Regions from separate parts of the Homo sapiens genome. Here region 2 is linked to region 1. Evidence: read pairs that join two places in POLR2A ChIA-PET (ENCODE). Cell type or tissue: B cell. All regions are shown on one strand. Links, peaks and the distances in the headings refer to the core of each region. The heading gives the core; the rest is flanking DNA.

Region 1 (8,331 bases), core at 167-8,166:
GGCTGAGACAGGAGGATCACTTGAGGTCAGGAGTTTGAGACCAGCCTGGTCAACACAGTGAAACCCTGTCTCTACAAAAAACAAACCAAAAAATTAGCCAGGCATGGTGGCTTGTGCCTGTAGTCCCAGCTACTTGGGAGGCTGAGGCAGGAGGATCTCTTGAGCCTAGGAGGTCCAGGCTGCAGTGAGCCATGATTGTGCCCCTGCACTCCAGCTTGGGCAACAGAGTGAGAACTCATCTCTTAAAAAACAAACAAACAAACAAACAAAAAAACACACAAACTTTGCTAATTTGGTAGCAAAAGGTATCCTGTTTTAATTTTGCATTTCTAAAATGTTTGCATTTCTCTGTCTACTAGTAAGTTTGGAGTTTGGTCCATGGGTGTGGACCAAGTAATATTTTCATTTTGTTTAGACTCTAGGTCTCTTGATGCTTACCTACTAGGATACTTCACCATTTTCATATTGATTTATCAGAGTCCTTAACTGACACTAGTATTAAGCATTTGAATTTAAAAATGTGGCCTGGCCAGGCATAGTGGCTCACACCTGTAATCCCAGCACTTTGGGAGGCCAAGGCGGGTGGATCACCTGAGGTCAGGAGTTCAAGACCAGCCTGGCCAACATGGCGAAACCCCGTCTCTACTAAAAATACAAAAATTAGGCAGGCATGGTGGTGGGTGCCTGTAATCCCAGCTACTCAAGAGGCTGAGGCAGAAGAATTGCTTGAACCTGGGCAGTGGAGGTTGCAGTGAGCCGAAGATCGCATCAGTGTACTCCAGCCTGGGCAACAGAGCGAGACTCCATCTCTAAATAAATAAATAAATAAATAAGGCTGGGTGCAGCGGCTCACGCCTTACTTATTACAGGCTCAGGCCTGTAATCCCAGCACTATGGGAAGCCAAAGCGGGTGGATCACCTGAGGTCAGGAGTTCAAGACCAGTCTGACCAATATGGTGAAACCCCATCTCTACTAAAAATATAAAAATTAACTGGGCGTGCACCCTTAGTCCCAGCTACTCAGGAGGCTGATATGAGAATTGCTTGAACCCGGGAGGCAGAGGTTGCAGTGAGCTGAGATCGCACCACTGCACTCCAGCCTGGGCGACAGAGCAAGACTCCATCTCAAAAAAAAAAAAAAGAAAAAAATGTGTGTGTGGGTGTGTGTATGTGTGTGTTTCTCCATATACTGAAAATGAAGACAATAACCTATATTTCTAAATTAGTGTGGGGAATATAACCATTGTCACAAAATTTTTTTAAACACTCTATGGATGAAAACTTCATAATACTATCCTAAGGCAGATTAAGGTATAAAATTAATCTGTTTAAGGGATGTACAAACATATACAGTAAAAGTAGAATTTGGTTGGATCTTATTTTTGGCTAAGGGATCAAACTTTTAGCTTAACTTGAAAAAGAATCATCAATGGAGAGTAAAACTTTTCTCAGGAAAAAAACCCATAAGAACAAAAACATAATATTTCTTGGCCAGGTGTGATAGCTCACACCTATAATTCCAGCACTCTGGGAGGCCAAGATGGGAGAATCACTTAAGGCCTGGAGTTCGAGGCCAGCCTGGGCAAGATGGTAAGACCCCTGTCTCTTTATTTTAATAAAAATAAAATAAAATATAGTATTTTCTTATAATTGCTGAGGTTCAGTCAAAGACATAAAACGCAGTAAAACAATCTCTAAAGACAATACCACCAAACCAACCAACCAGACTCTTACCAGATACTTCATCCTTTCTCCTCTTCTTTGACTTAGAGGCAGTAGACTCACAAGCAGATACTGTTGATTCTGAATGGCAACCTAACTGGGGTACAATAATCTCTTTAAGACCTAAAAAAAAGAAGATTTCTGAATTATTAATCCTATCCAAGGGTAAGTATAAGTATAGGCCTCTATGTAGCGAAAAGTTAATTTCTTTTTAAAAATCCCCCAAACGAATTATCCCAGGCTGGGCAACATAGGCAGACCCCAACTCTACAAAAAATAAAAAATTACCACGCCTGTGTTCCCAGCTACTCGAGAGGCTGAAGTGGGAGGATCACTTTAGCCCAGGAGGGTCAAGGCTGTAATGAGCCGTGATTATGTCACTGCATGCCAGCCTGGGCGACAGAGGCAGACGCTGTCTCAAAAAACAAACCAAAAACAAAAACAAAAAAAAAATTATGGAGTGATTGCTTGTTTTAAAATAAGTTCCTTGGGCCGGGTGCGGTGGCTCACGTCTGTAATCCCAGCACTCTGGGAGGCCGAGGCGGGTGGATCACCTGAGGTCAGGAGTTTGAGACCAGCCTGGCCAACATGGTGAAACCTCATCTCTACTAAAAATACAGAAATTAGCCAGGCATGGTGGCACATGCCTGTAGTCCCAGCTACTCAGGAGGCTGAGGCAGGAGAAGCGCTTGAACCCAGGAGGTGGAGATTGCAGTGAGCTGAGATTGCGCCATTGCATTCCAGCCTGGGTGACAGAGTGAGACTCCATCTCAATAAATATATAAATAAATAAATAAGTTCCTTTAGACTGGGTGCAGTGGCTCATGCCTGTAATCCCAGTACTTTGGGAGGCTGAGGCAGGCAGATCACCTGAGGCCAGGAGTTTGAGACCAGCCTGGCCAACATGGAGAAACCCTGTCTCTACTAAAAATACAAAAATTGGTCAGGCATGGTGGCAGGCGCCTGTAATCCCGGCTACTTGGGAGACTGAGGCATGAGGATTCCTTGAACCCAGGAGGCAGGGGTTGCGGTGAGCCAAGGTTGTGCTACTGCACTCCAGCGTTTGTGATGGAGCAAGATTCTGTCTCAAAAAAAAAAAAAAAAAAAAAAAATCAAGAGATTCTGTCTCTTGATCATTAATTTCAACCAACCAACCAACCTTTATGCAAGTGTGCTGACTGAGACTGAAAGAAGGAATGCAACCAGGTGTGGCGGCTCACACCTGTGATCTCAGCACTTTGGGAGGTTGAGGCAGGAGGACTGCTTCAGCCCAGGAGTTCAAGACCAGCCTCGGCAACAAAGTAAGACCCCTATCTGCAAAAAATTAAAAAAATTAGCCAGGCATGGTGGCACGTGCCTGTGGTCCTAGCTATCTGCGGGGACTGAGGTGGTAGGATCTCGAGCCTGGGAGGTCAAGGCTGCTGTGAGCTGTGATCAGGCCACTGCACTCTAGCCTGGGCAACAAAGTGAGACCTTGTCTCAAAAAAAAAAAAAAAAAAAAAAAAAAAGAAGGAACACTTTTCATTTGAATTATCTAGCAACTGTTTCTGAAGGTTGCTAAGACAATCTCCAAATGCATCAGTGGAACTCTTTTCATTGCAGTTTTAGAAAAACGTAATAACCACATCAACCATACCACCTACCGCTGGAATCAAAATTTAGGAAGTCTGAGAATTCCTGAGCCAGTGTCTCATCACTGGCAAAGGCACAGATGCAAGCAAAGAAATGAATGCATCTCTGGGCTGTCTCATCCTTGGAGGCATTTGACTTGTGCGATTTCAGAGTCTGACAGGAGCAGAAGAAGCGGCGCTCAGGCAAGCTTTTGCCACTGACTTTCTGCACAAAAGATGTATGCAAATACCCCAAACTGTGCTTCTGGCTTGCCTTGCATTTCACCACCAAGATGTTTTTAGTAATTCTCTGCACCAGAGGACCTGTGGGTTCCGTGGCCAACTGCCAGATGGTCTGTTTGGTTTCCGGGGAGGCCTGCATTGCATTCAGGACCGAGCTCTTCAGGGTCAGAGGGGTGGCCTCTGCCTGGCAGTTCACCGCCAGCTTGATGTGCTGGCACTGGTTTTCCACAACGCCTTGAGTGGCAGCTTTCAGGCATGAGGGGACATAACACCGTCCAGAGCTCAGCTGAGTGATGATCGTCCCATCCACTGTCTGGATTGTTGTCTCTGAAACCCCGAGCTCCACAAAGCATCGGTAATCAGGGCCCCGGTCTCTTTGCCGCACTGAGTAGACCTGAAGATCAGAGCCTGTAATGATTTTGACAGCTTCAACACTAGGCTGCTTGCGTGCACCGTAGCGGAATATGGTTCCACATGTCTTGTTCTTACAGCTCAGTCCCCGGGTTCCATTGTATGTGCCACATCGGGGACACTTTCTGATTCCCCTCAATGTGGCCTTCCCCAAATCAGATAAGAAAGCTGGGACTTTAGTCCTCAGAGAATTTGGTTCCATTTTTCAGAGGCCCTACAAAAGACAATACATCCAACAGTATGAGTATACCTTCACACACAAAAAGTTAAAATCACTTATGATATTTAGTACAGAAGGCAAAATATAAAAAAGCTATCTACTATTTTTTTTTTTTAGACGGAGTCTCGCTCTGTCGCCCAGGCTGGAGTGCAGCGGCGCGATCTCGGCTCACTGCAACCTCCGCCTCCTGGGTTCAAGTGATTCTCCTGCCTCAGCCTCCCGAATAGCTGGGACTATAGGCACCCGCCACCACGCCCAGCTAATTTTTGTATTTTTAGTAGAGATGGGGTTTGACCATGTTGGCCAGGCTGGCCTCGAACTCCTGACCTTGTGATCCGCCTGCCTCAGCTTCCCAAAGTGCTGGGATTACAGGTGTGAGCCACGGCGCCTGGCTGCTATCCACTATTTTTAAACTGTACCACAAAACAACATAAATTTAAACCTACAAACAAAATGAAAGTGGAAACTGCCTTTCATACCTATTTTTTTAAATCCTAATAATCAAAGCATTTCTCCAGATTTAACTCTGTTCTATATAACAACGGAAGTTAGTTAACCTAATCTTTACATGCCCAGATGTCTAACTTCAGCAAGAATTAGAGAACATGAAAGATGAGTTTTTTTCCCTTCCATCATTCCCCACAAAACCTAGCCCAATCCTACCTGTACCAGCTGCCAAGGCATCTGGAAAACAGTGTAACCTGAATTCATAAGACTTAAAAGGTGTTTCATTAGTTTCTAATGATCAGGTGAAAACACGATCATTTGCAGACTAATGATAACTGCTTAACCCAAAATCTTCTGAAGTTTGAGCTGTATGGTGTAACAATGCAGACATTCTGCCTCCTCCTTCTCCACCAGCCAATGGCAAAGCTTCTGCCCAATGTTCCGCAAATAAGATTCCCACTTCCCTAAGTGGAGATCTTGATAGTCTGCGAGTAAAACAAGAAAAAATATTAAAGTTATACAAAGACAGGATGATTCTTTCGTTAGAAATCAAACAGAATAGGAATCAAAGTCTTTCACAATTACTTGAGAAATATTTGACAGAAATGATTATGGAAATGGGTTAAGTGTTTTGTACTTCCAACTGTAAGGAAGGTAAAAAGGTGCTAATGTCATTACAAAGGGGGTTGTCAAGAACACTTTAGAGGTCTGGCATGGTGGCTCACTCCTGTAATCCCAGAGATTTAGGAAGCTGAGGTGGAGGATCACTTGAGCCCAGGAGTTCAAGACCAGCCTGGACAACATAGTGAGACCTCATTTCTATAAAAAAATTTAAAAATTAGCTGGGCATGGTGGTGTGCACCTGTAGTCCCAGCTACGTTGGAGGCAGAGGTGGGAGGATCACCTGAGTCCAGGAGAGCAAGGCTGCAAATTGTGCCATTATACCCCAGCCTTGGCGACAGAGCAGGACCCCATCTCTTTTTTTTTTTCTTCTTTGAGATGGAGTCTCACTCTGCTCACCCAGGCTGGAGTGCAGTGGCGCAATCTCGGCTCACTGCAACCTCCACTTCCCAGATTCAAGCGATTCTCCTGCCTCAGCCTCCTTAGTAGCTGGGACTACGGGCACATGCCACCATGCCCGGCTAATTTTTTGTATTTTTAGTAGAGACGGGGTTTCACTGTGTTTCGATCTCCTGACCTCGTGATCTGCCCACCTCAGACTCCCAAAGTGCTGGGATTACAGGCGTGAGCCAATGCGCCCGGCCGACCCCATCTCTTTAAAAAAAAAAAAAAAGAACACACCTAGAGCTATGTTATATAATTGGTCAATAACTCATCCTTCCTAATAGTAATACATCACATTTTGAGTGCTTTATGCATTTTTCTGCTCTCTTACCCAGGCTGGAGTGCAGTGGTGTGATCACAGCTTACTGCAGACTCAACCTCCTGGGCTCAAGTGATCTTCCTGCCTCAGCCTCCCAAGTAGCTGAAACTATAGGTACATGCTGCCATGCCTGGCTAATTTTTAAAAAATTTTTTGGTAGAGACAGGGGTCTCACTTTGTTGCTCAGGCTGGTCTCGAACTCCTGGCCTCAAGCGCTCCTCCTGCCTTGTCCTCTTAAAGTGCTGGGATTATAAGTGTGAGCCACACAGCTTCATTTACTCAGTAAAAATTACAGTCGGGGACTAGTTCATAGCACCAATGAAAAGGTGGACATTTTAAAACTATTCTTATTTGTACTTTCCAATTTGTTAATCAGTGGATAGAAGATGTAGAGAGAAAAAAAAATTGTTTTGAGACAGTCTTGCTCTGTCACCCAGGATGGAGTGCAGTGACGTGATCTCGATTCACTGCAACCTCCGCCTCCCGGGCTCAAGCAATTCTCTGGCTAATTTTTGTATTTTTAGTAGAGATGTGGTTTCACCATGTTGGCCAGGCTGGTTTTGAACTCCTGACCTCCAGTGATCTGCCCGCCTTGGCCTCCCAAAGTGCTGGGATTACAGACATGAACCACTGTGCCTGGCCCTATTTTTTTTTTTTTTTTTTTTTTTTTTGAGACAGAGTCTCACTCTGTTGTCAAAGATGGAGTGCAGATCATGGCTCACTGCAGCCTTGACCTCCCAAGGTCAAGCAATCCTCCTGCCTCAGACTCTCAAATAGCTGAGACCACAGGTACGTGCCACTACACTCAGCTAATTATAAATTTTTTATAGAGATGGGGGTCTCACTATGTTGCCCAGGCTGGCTTTGAACTCCTGGGCTCAAGCAATCCTCCTGCCTCGGCCTCCCAAAGTTCTGGGATTACAGGTGTGAGCCACCATGCCCAGTGGTCTCTATTCTTCTTAAAAAATGTTTTAGGCCGGGCGCAGTGGCTCATGCCTGTAATCCCAGCACTTTGGGAGGCCGAGGTGGGTGGATCACAAGGTCAGGAGATCAAGACCATCCTGGCTAACACAGTGAAACCCTGTCTCTACTAAAAATACAAAAAATTAGCCGGGCGTGGTGGCGGGCACCTGTAGTCCCAGCTACTTGGGAGGCTGAGGCAGGAGAATGGCGTGAACCCGGGAGACAGAGCTTGCAGTGAACCGAGATCATGCCACTGCACTCCAGCCTGGGCGACAGAGTGAGACTCCATCTCAAAAAAAATAAAAATAAAAAAATGTTTTAGGCTGGGCGCAGTGGCTCGTGCCTGTAATCCCACCACTTTGGGAGGCCGAGGCGGGTGGAACACCTGAGGGCAGGAGTTCAAGACTAGCCTGGCCAACATGGTAAAACCCTGTCTCTACTAATAATACAAACAAAAAAAATTATCTGGGCGTGGTGGTGCACGTCTGTAATCCCAGCTACTCCGGAGGCTGAGGCAGGGGAATCACTTGAACCTGGGAGGCAGAGGTTGCAGTGAGCTGAGATCACGCCATTGCACTCCAGCATGGGTGACAAGAGTGAAATTCCGTGTCAAAAAAAAAGTTTTAAAAAGACTAGGCACAGTGGCTCACACCTGTAATTGCCAGCACTTTGGGAGGCTGAGGTGGGAGGGTCACTTGAGGCCAGGAGTTCGAGACCAGCCTAGCCAACATGATGAAAACCTGTGTCTACTAAAAATACAAAAATTAGGCAGGCATGATGGCACATGTCTATAACCCCAGCTACTCAGGAGGCTGAGGCATGAGAATTGCTTGAACACAGGAGGCAGAGAGGTTGCAGTGAGCCAAGATCGCACCACTGCACTTCAGCCTGGGAAACAGAGTGAGACTTTGTCACAAAAAAAAATATATATATATACACACACACACAAACACACACACACATACATATATACACACATATATATATATACACACACACATATATATATATATTTTAAGGAAAACAAGTGCTTTGTGAAATAAGATGCATAGCAGGGTTTCTCCACCTTGGCACTGCTGACATTTAGGACTGGATAATTCTTTGTTGTGGGGGCTATCCTATGCATTGCAGAATGTTTAACAGTATCCCTGGTTTCTACCCACTAGATCCCGGTAGCAGGCCCCATCCCTAATTGTAAAAAAAAAAAAAAAAAAAAAGTCTCCAGATAATGCCAAATGTCCTCTGGAGGCAAAACTGCCCCAGTTAAAAGCCACTGATGTAGAGTCATTAGCCTGTTCACACAGCATTCCTTCCTAGCTCAATGAACTTCT
Region 2 (8,331 bases), core at 216-8,215, 69 kb before region 1:
GGAGTGTTCCTTTCCCTGCACTTTCTCAACCACACTGACTGAGGAAGGACAGAGGGGGCCCAGAGAGCAGTGGGGGTGTCCAATCACTGTTCTTGGGCCTGGAAACTGTTGGGGCTGTGGACCCCAGAGTACTGAAGGACTGCTGGACGGAGCGTATGGCTCCATCTGAGCCTGTAAATCATAAATCTACCTGGTCAAAGAGTAAAGGCCTCAAAGGTTCTGAGTTAATTGGTCTGGTTTTTGACCTGAGCATCAGAAATTTTTTAAGCTCCCTGAGTGAGTCTAACATGCAGCCATGGTTGAGAACCACTGGGGTTAAGAAGTGAATTGAGACGTATGGAGACTTAAATCTCCAACCCTGGGTGGGAGGACAAGGAGAGGCTCTGCCGCCCTGGCTGGAATAGTGGGGCCCTGTTTGGGTTGTGGACGTCCCTTCAGTCACAGGAGGATGAATTCCTGCCTTGTTCCTTTGGTCGGATCTGAATTCTTCCCCAACCTCCCGCCCTAACTGATAGCATACAGGGCTTCCCAGACAGAGACCATCAGCCCCTAGGGTGGCAGAGAAAGGCCAGGTTCAGGAATGTGACATTAATTATGACAAACAATATGTTCTCCCACTTAAGAACTAAGCCTGGTTGGCTGCGCATGTGCGCGCGCGTGCTTGTGTGTGGGTGTGTGGTGGGGTATGTGTGTGTCCGGGGCTGCCGATTCAACTGAAAAACAAAAGCGGCTCTGAGTCTGAAGCTAAGGTTTAACAAGTGACCAAGATGACTCATGCTGCTTGGCTGCAAAGGCCACAGGGCTGCCACCCCCAGCGGGGCGGGGCCTGGGTGGGAAGAGTCACAGGTACAGAGGCTCCTGTGACATTCACACTCTGCCCCTGCATCGGCTGCCTTTGGGGCCAAATACTTTTGTGAAAATTAAGACAGAAGGCCGGGTGCGGTGGTTCACGCGTGTAATCCCAGCACTTTTGGAGGCCGAGGCAGGCGGATCACGAGGTCAAGAGATGGAGACCATCCTGGCCCACATGGTGAAACCCTGTTTCTACTAAAAATACAAAAATAGGCAGGGCGTGGTGGCTCACGCTTGTAATCCCAGCACTTTGGGAGGCTGAGGCGGGCAGATCACGAGCTCAGGAGATCGAAATCATCCTGGCTAATACGGTGAAACCCCGTCTCTACTAAAAATACAAAAAATTAGCCGGGTGTGGTGGCACGTGCCTGTAGTCTCAGCTACTCAGGAGGCTGAGGCAGGAGAATTGCTTGAACCCAGGAGGTGGAGGTTGCAGTGAGCCAAGACTGCGCCACCTCACTCCAGCCTGGCAACAGAGTGAGACTCCATCTCAAAAAAAAAACAAAAACAAAAACAAAAAGTAACTGGGTGTGGTGGCCCGCACCTATAGTCCCAGCTACTCGGGAGGCTGAGGCAGGAGAATCACTTGAACCCAGGAGGCGGAGGTTGCAGTGAGCCGAGATCGTGCCACTGTACTCCAGACTGGCGACAGAGCCAGACTCCCTCTCAAAAAAAACAAAAAACAAAAAAGAACCAGAAAATGTAACTTTCTTCCTATGGTCATAAATCTGGTGTAAGCAGGCAAGTCAAAGCGATGTTGAAGCCAATGGATCTTGCAAAGGCATGGCAATGTTTGCACAAGGATGGGATATAGTAAGTTAAAATACATTGGCTTTTTCCAAACGGGCTCAAACTGGAAGAGAAGGTCTAAGCAGAGCATGTGCTGCTGTCAGGAGGGTTCCTCAGCAGGAGACAGGGCACCCCAGGGGTGCATATTTAATAAAAACTTACAATATGCAGGTTTTGGGACATGAAGGAAACATTTAACCTGTCCTGTCCAACACGGCAGCCACTTGTCACATGCGGCAGTTGAATACTTGGAATATGGCTAGTCTGAATAAAGATGTAAAACATACGCCGGATTTTAGACTTAGTACAGGGGTGGGAAAGAGTTTAAAATAGCTCAGTATAGGCCGGGCACAGTGGTTCACACCTGTAATCCCAGCACTTTGGGAGGCCAAGGTGGGCAGATCACCTGCAGTCAGGAGTTTGAGACCAGCCTGGCCAACATGGCAAAACCCTGTCTCTAATAAAATTACAAAAATTAGCTGGGAATGGTTGCGGGCGCCTGTACTTCCAGACACTCGGGAGGCTGAGGCAGGAGAATTGCTTGAACCTGGGAGGAAGAGGTTGCAGTGAGCTGAGATCACACCACTGCACTCCAGCCTGGGAGACATAGAGACTCCGTCTCAAAAAAAAAAAAAAACCTCTCTCTCCATGTATATATCTGTGTGTGTGTGTGTGTGTGTGTGTGTGTGTATTTTTTGTTTGTTTTGTTTTCACGGCTCACTGCAGCCTCAAACCTCTGGGCTCAAGTGTTCCTCCTGCCTCAGCCTCCTGAGCAGCTGGGACTACAGGCGCTCACCACCATGCCAAGCTAACCTTTTACTTTTTTGTAGAGATAGGTTCTTGCTATTATGTCCAGGCTGGTCTCGAGCTCCTGGGCTAAGGTGATCCTCCTGCCTTGGCCTCCCAAAGTGCTGGGATTAATAAACCACCATACCTGGCCAAACTCAATAATTTATTAATACTTTAAAAATACTGACTACGAGCTGGGCACAGTGGCTCATGCCTGTAATCCCAGCACACTTTGAGAGGCTGAGGAAGGCAGATCACTTGAGGTCAGGAGTTCAAGACCAGCCTGGACAACATGGCAAAACCCCGTCTCTACTAAAAATACAAAAATTAGCTGGGCATAGTGGCACACACCTTTAATCCCAGCTACTCGGGAGGCTGAGGCAGGAGAATCACTTGAACCTGGGAGGCAATGGTTGCAGTGAGCCAAGATCCCGCCACTGCACTCCAGCCTGGGCAACAGAGCGAGACTATTTCTCAAACAAAACAAACAACTCTTATCACCCAGGCTGGAATGCATTGACAGAATCCTAGCTCACTGCAGCCTCTAATTCCTGGGCCCAAGTGATCCTCCCGCTTTAGCCTCCTGTGTAGCCACCCCACCAGCCTTAAATGTTTTTTCAACCTGATAGAAAGATATAGCAATCTGTCTGCTCTCTTTCCTAGTCTTCCTTTTTTTTTTTGTTTTTTTTTACAAAGATTGCTAAACATTTATGACATGCTGGTAGAGTAAGAGATACAGGAAATGGGCGGGGCGCGGTGGCTTACGCCTGTAATCCCAGCACTTTGGGAGGCCAAGGCGGGCGGATCACCTGAGATTGGGAGTTCGAGACCAGCCTGACCAACATGGAAAAACCCTGTCTCTACTAAAAATACAAAATTAGCCAGGCATGGTGGCACATGCCAGTAATCCCAGCTACTCGGGAGGCTGAGGCAGGAGAATTGCTTGAACCGTGGAGGCAGAGGTTGCCAAGATCATGCCATTGCACTCCAGTCTGGGCAACAAGAGCAAAACTCCATCCCAAAAAAGAAATAATAATAATTCTTTCTAAAGAAGGGGTCTCGCTATGTTGCTCAGGCTGAGGCGCAGTGACTGTTCACAGATGTGATCATAACACACTACAACCTCAAACTCCTGGCCTCAAGGGATTCTCTCGGCTCAGCCTCCGGAGTAGCAGGGACCACAGGCATGCGCCACGGCACCCAGTGTGGCACATTTTAAAAAATGCAGCCACTTAAGGGCACTTTCTGTTGTTTTATTTATCTTTCAAGTTTTACTTATTTATAAATCTATGCACACATACACATGTACTATTGGATGAGAGCAGCAGGAGGCTGTGGAAAGGATACTTGGCATAAAGCCAAGAGCACTTGTCTCCAGGTCTGATCTCCCACTTCCTGGGGCTCAATTTCCCCATTCATAAAATGGGTGGGTTGGCCTAGATAGGCCTAAGGACTCTTCCAGCTTAGATATTGCAGGATTCTAGATTGAAGTCAAACTGTTCCTTAGATTTTGTGTCTGATCCCACAGCCAGAGAGCAGGGCTGGTTTCCTTGTTAATGCGATCCAGTGCTGTCAGCCATGAGAGACTTCACCTTTGGAACAGAAATTTCCATCTGCATCCTCTCTGCAGATCATGCCTATCCCTCCTCCCCACTGACACCCCCCCTCATGTAAATCAGCCTGGGGAATCAGATCTTGGAGAAACTTCGATCTCTTTATCTGGAAGGCACAAAGATAGCATTGCAAAGCCTGCTGCTGGTGTGGAGGTGGTGTTCAGGAATGCTTCACATTTTTCTAGCAAGTTTCATTCCTAGTAGTATAATCTTGAGGAGAGGCCTTTCCCCAGGGAGGCTTTGGGGAAACTAGCAATGGAATGAGGGAAAGAACATGGACTGGGTGGGAGAGAGCCTTCTTTAGAAGGAAATACTGGCAAAATCCGGTATTGCAAAGTTTTGAAAAAATCCATCCTGCCGGGCACGGTGGCTCACGCCTGTAATCCCAGCACTTTGGGAGGCCGAGGCGGGCGGATCACAAGGTCAGGAGATCGAGACCATCCTGGCTAACCTGGTGAAACCCCGTCTCTACTAAAAATACAAAAAAAATTAGCCGGGCGTCGTGGTGGGCGCCTATAGTCCCAGCTACTCGGGAGGCTGAGGCAGGAGAATGGCGTGAACCCGGGAGGTGGAGCTTGCAGTGAGCCGAGATCAAGCCACTGCACTCCAGCCTGGGTGACAGAGTGAGACTCCGTCTCAAAAAAAAAAAAAAAAAAAAAGAAAAAATCCATCCTATTGCATTTGCTTAGAAAGAACCTGGGGCTGGGCAGTCGGCCTGGCTCTGTCACTGTGTGATTTTAAAAGACATTTAATGTTTCCAAGCTACTGAGTGCAACAGGTTTCTCACTGAGCTTGATTTTGCACCCCTCCAGCCCACCCTCTATCTACAATGCTGCCAGCACTGACTCTAAAATGCACATGACTCCACCTCCACTCCCACCCCACTGACTCCATTACCTGTAGCAAAAAATAAAAGAAAATCTAAACTCTTCTCTATGACATTTGAAGCCTTTAAAATCTGGTCCCAGGCTACATTTTTAATCTCATCTCATACTCTCCAGCTCACTGAGCCCCTTTCCCTATTGTCCTGAGTCCGTATCTGCCTCTGGACAGCCATGAGCTCCACTGGGAAGGACAGTGGCTTGGCCACCCCAGCTGTGTTCTTCCCCCAGTACCCTTTCCAGTTCCTGGCACAGAGGCTCAGTAAAGGTTTGATGCCTGAATAACCAACTAAATGGGCAATCATGTAAATCAAGGAAGGCCCATGGACTGGACAACTCCTAAATTCCCTTCCAGCACTAACTTCTGAGTAATGTTCCCCAGGGCAGAGCTCAAAACTGCTTAGGACTTGACCTAGTTCATACTGTTACTGCAGTTTGAAAAACAGAGACAGGTGGTCTGACAAAGGGTTTAAAAGTTTTTTATTCATATGACAATTTTGCATACAGCAGAAAAATTAAAATACAATGCAATTTAAATATTTAAAATTGCTTTAAAACAAGATCATCCTATGGTTACACAACAATGTGAATGTGCTTAATGCCATGTACACTTAGATGGCTGAGATGGTAAACTTTATGTTATGTGTATTTCACTACAATTGAAAAAAAACAAGACTGCCAGGCACGATGTCTCACGCCTATAATCCCAGCATTTTGGGAAGCCAAGACAGGAAGATCACTTGAGGCCAAGAATTCAAGACCAGCCTGGGCAACAACAGCAAAAAAATCTTACAATTAGTTAGCCATGGTGGTGCATGCCTGTGGTCCCAGCTACTCGGGAGGCTGAGGCAGGAAGATCGCTTGAACCCAGGAGGTTGAGGCTGCAGTGAGTAGCGTTCGTGCCACTGCACCCCAGCCAGGGCGACAGAGTGAGACCCTGTCTCAAAAAAACAAACAAAAAACTCAAGACTTTCCTGGATGTGTAGTTGCTACCACCATGCCCCTGGCCCTTCTGTAGAGGGGGCTTTTAAAGAGATAAAACAAACAAAAATCTCAAGTAGGAGAAGTATTGAAACCTTTGATTCCTAGAGAAGATGGAGAAAGAAAGGATTCCTGGTTTAACAAAATGTTAAATGTAGTGAAATTTAAAGTACCCTAATATCACCAATGCCCAGAAGCCTCAGCCATCTGTCACACTGAGGGCTAGGAAATGAGCAAAAATGCCTCTGTGGGACCACAAGAAATATCATTAGACTAATCAAAGAACCAATTTTATGAAGTAGATGATCCCAATTTTTAAAACTGTAAAGAAAGCATTTACGTTTTTGTTTTTGTTTTATAAAGACAGGGTCTCGCTGGGTGCAGTGGCTCACTCCTGTAATCCCAGCACTTTGGGAGGCCAAGGTGGGTGAACCACAAGCTCAGGAGGTCGAGACCATCTTGTCCAACATGGTGAAACCCCGTCTCTACTAAAAATACAAAAATTAGTTGGGTGTGATAGCACGTGCCTGTAATCCCAGCCACTCGGGAGGCTGAGGCTGGAGAATCGCTTGAACCCGGGAGGCGGAGATTGCAGTGAGCCGAGATTGCGCCACTGCACTCCAGCCTGGGTGACAGAGTGAGACTCCATCTCAAAAAAAAAAAAAGAAAAGAAAAGACAGGGTAGACCTCTGTTGCCCAGGCTGGACGGAGCGTAGTGGCGCAATTATAGCTCACCATAGCCTCAACCTTCTGGCATCAAGCAATCCTTCCACTTCAGCCTCCCAAGTAGCTAGGACCCTAGGTGTGTACCACCATGCCCAGCTAATTTTTTTGGCGGGGGTGTGGGGGAGGGTTCACACTATGTTGCCTAGGCTGATGTCGAATTCCTGGCTGCAAGCAATCCTCCTGCCTTAGCCTCCCAAAGGGCTGGGATTACAAGAGTGAGCCACTGCACCCAGTGGTTACCATTTTATAGTCAAGGAAATTAAAGCTTAGAAAAAGTAACTTGTGGCTGGGTGCCGTGGCTCACGCCTGTAATCCCAGCATTCTGGGAGGCCAAAGGGGGTGGATCACCTGAGGTAAGGAGTTCAAGACCAGCCTGACCAACATGGAGAAACCCTGTCTCTACTAAAAATACAAAATTAGCCAGATGTGGTGGTGCATGCCTGTAATCCCAGATACTCGGAAAGCTGAGGCAGGAGAATCACTTGAACCTGGGAGGCGGAGGTTGCAGTGAGCCAAGATCGCACCATTGCACTCCAGCCTGGGCAACAAGAGCAAATCTCCATCTCAAAAAAAAAAAAAAAAGAAAGAAAGAAAGAAAAGGTAACTTGTGTAAATTTATATATACAGCTGGCCAGTTGAAAACTAAGATTCAAAACTACCTTGGGTGTGGGAAGAGTTTAAAAAAAAATCAACCAAGTCCATGCTGTTTCCAGTGCCCCATTCCTTATAATGGCTTTCTTGTTAGGCTTGGTTTTGCTTTGAGTCCTCCCAAAGCAACTCTGACTACCTAATCAAAACAGGACATTATTAGAAGGAGCCTAGGGTGGCTCCGGGGACTAAAGGAAGTGCTAACAAACAGCCCTAGACAGGCAGGGACCGCGGCAGCTGAGGGACCTTCATTCTAAAACACGAGCATTCATGTGACACTGCTCCAAGCTTGCCAGGCTCAGAGATTCTGTTCAGGTTTCAAATTCCTAGGAGAGAGAATCTGGTTTGCCTGCCTGTGTTAGGTGCCCACAGCCCTATCAGTCAGCTCTGCCCAGGGAGACAGAGTCCTGAACCCTAGACATGGCCACTGGGGTGCATCCTAGGTGTTGGCTCTTCCCAGAGGAGGGAAATCCCTGTGAGTCAGGCAGTCCCCTCAGGTAAGTCCCCAGCAGAAAATTTTCTGTGGGGAGGAAAAAGGGAACAGAAGTAGCCTGTCACCCGAGAAGCCTCCATGGCAACATTTGGAGCTATCAATTCAGCCTCAGCCTCACAGTTTGCTCCCTTCAAGGTTTCACCATTATCAGGGGCTGCAAACCTGGGCAGCATATCTGCAATTCTGGCCTCGCTTTATCCTTCAGTGTTAAAACTCATCTTAACTACACCAAGGTTGCTGGAGCTTGTCTTCCAAAGTCACCCTTGGGGGCTTAGTGGGTGCAAGGGCCGCTCAGGGCAAATGAAAATGAAAGGCACACAACCAAGAAAGCTCAGAGGTGCCTGGAAGGCAGGCTGTGCTCACTCTCCAGAAACCCCTGAAGGCTCTTTCGGAAGAAAGAAAAGAAAAATGTGTGCCATGCATTTGACTCGGTTTAGCTGTGCTTTGGGGCTCATGACATGGAAACCTGCCCATGCACAGTCAGCCCTAACAAGCAATAACCAGAGGTGTCTGGCCTAAACTCTAAAATGCTCTTAAGGATATTAGAACCATTAACTCT

The links. Peaks named below come from ENCODE experiments on the same cell type or tissue, not always from the same donor. Only the 100,000 strongest peaks of a DNase experiment are listed, where the experiment ranks them.
Region 2: POLR2A ChIA-PET joins it to region 1 with 10 read pairs; 21 of 35 experiments call an interaction of 5 or more read pairs at or near these places.

Annotation. Positions count from the first base shown.
Region 1 is chr2:70,177,798-70,186,128 of GRCh38, forward strand. It overlaps C2orf42 (chromosome 2 open reading frame 42), which reads right to left. Exons shown (of 10, transcript NM_017880.3): 2 at 4,870-5,138; 3 at 3,366-4,200; 4 at 1,735-1,845. The coding sequence starts at 4,188. Among named protein-coding and RNA genes, the nearest start is that of C2orf42, 9.1 kb to the right of the region's middle. RefSeq lists an enhancer at 3,497-3,896. In B cell, for the core only: no CTCF peak of the experiment used is centred there; a DNase peak (open chromatin) is centred at 3,794; H3K4me3 peaks cover 972 bases; H3K27ac peaks cover 970 bases.
Region 2 is chr2:70,108,259-70,116,589 of GRCh38, forward strand. No RefSeq gene overlaps it. Among named protein-coding and RNA genes, the nearest start is that of LINC01816, 13 kb to the right of the region's middle. RefSeq lists enhancers at 7,729-7,918, 7,939-7,998. In B cell, for the core only: no CTCF peak of the experiment used is centred there; DNase peaks (open chromatin) are centred at 743, 7,633 and 8,110; H3K4me3 peaks cover 1,583 bases; H3K27ac peaks cover 1,560 bases.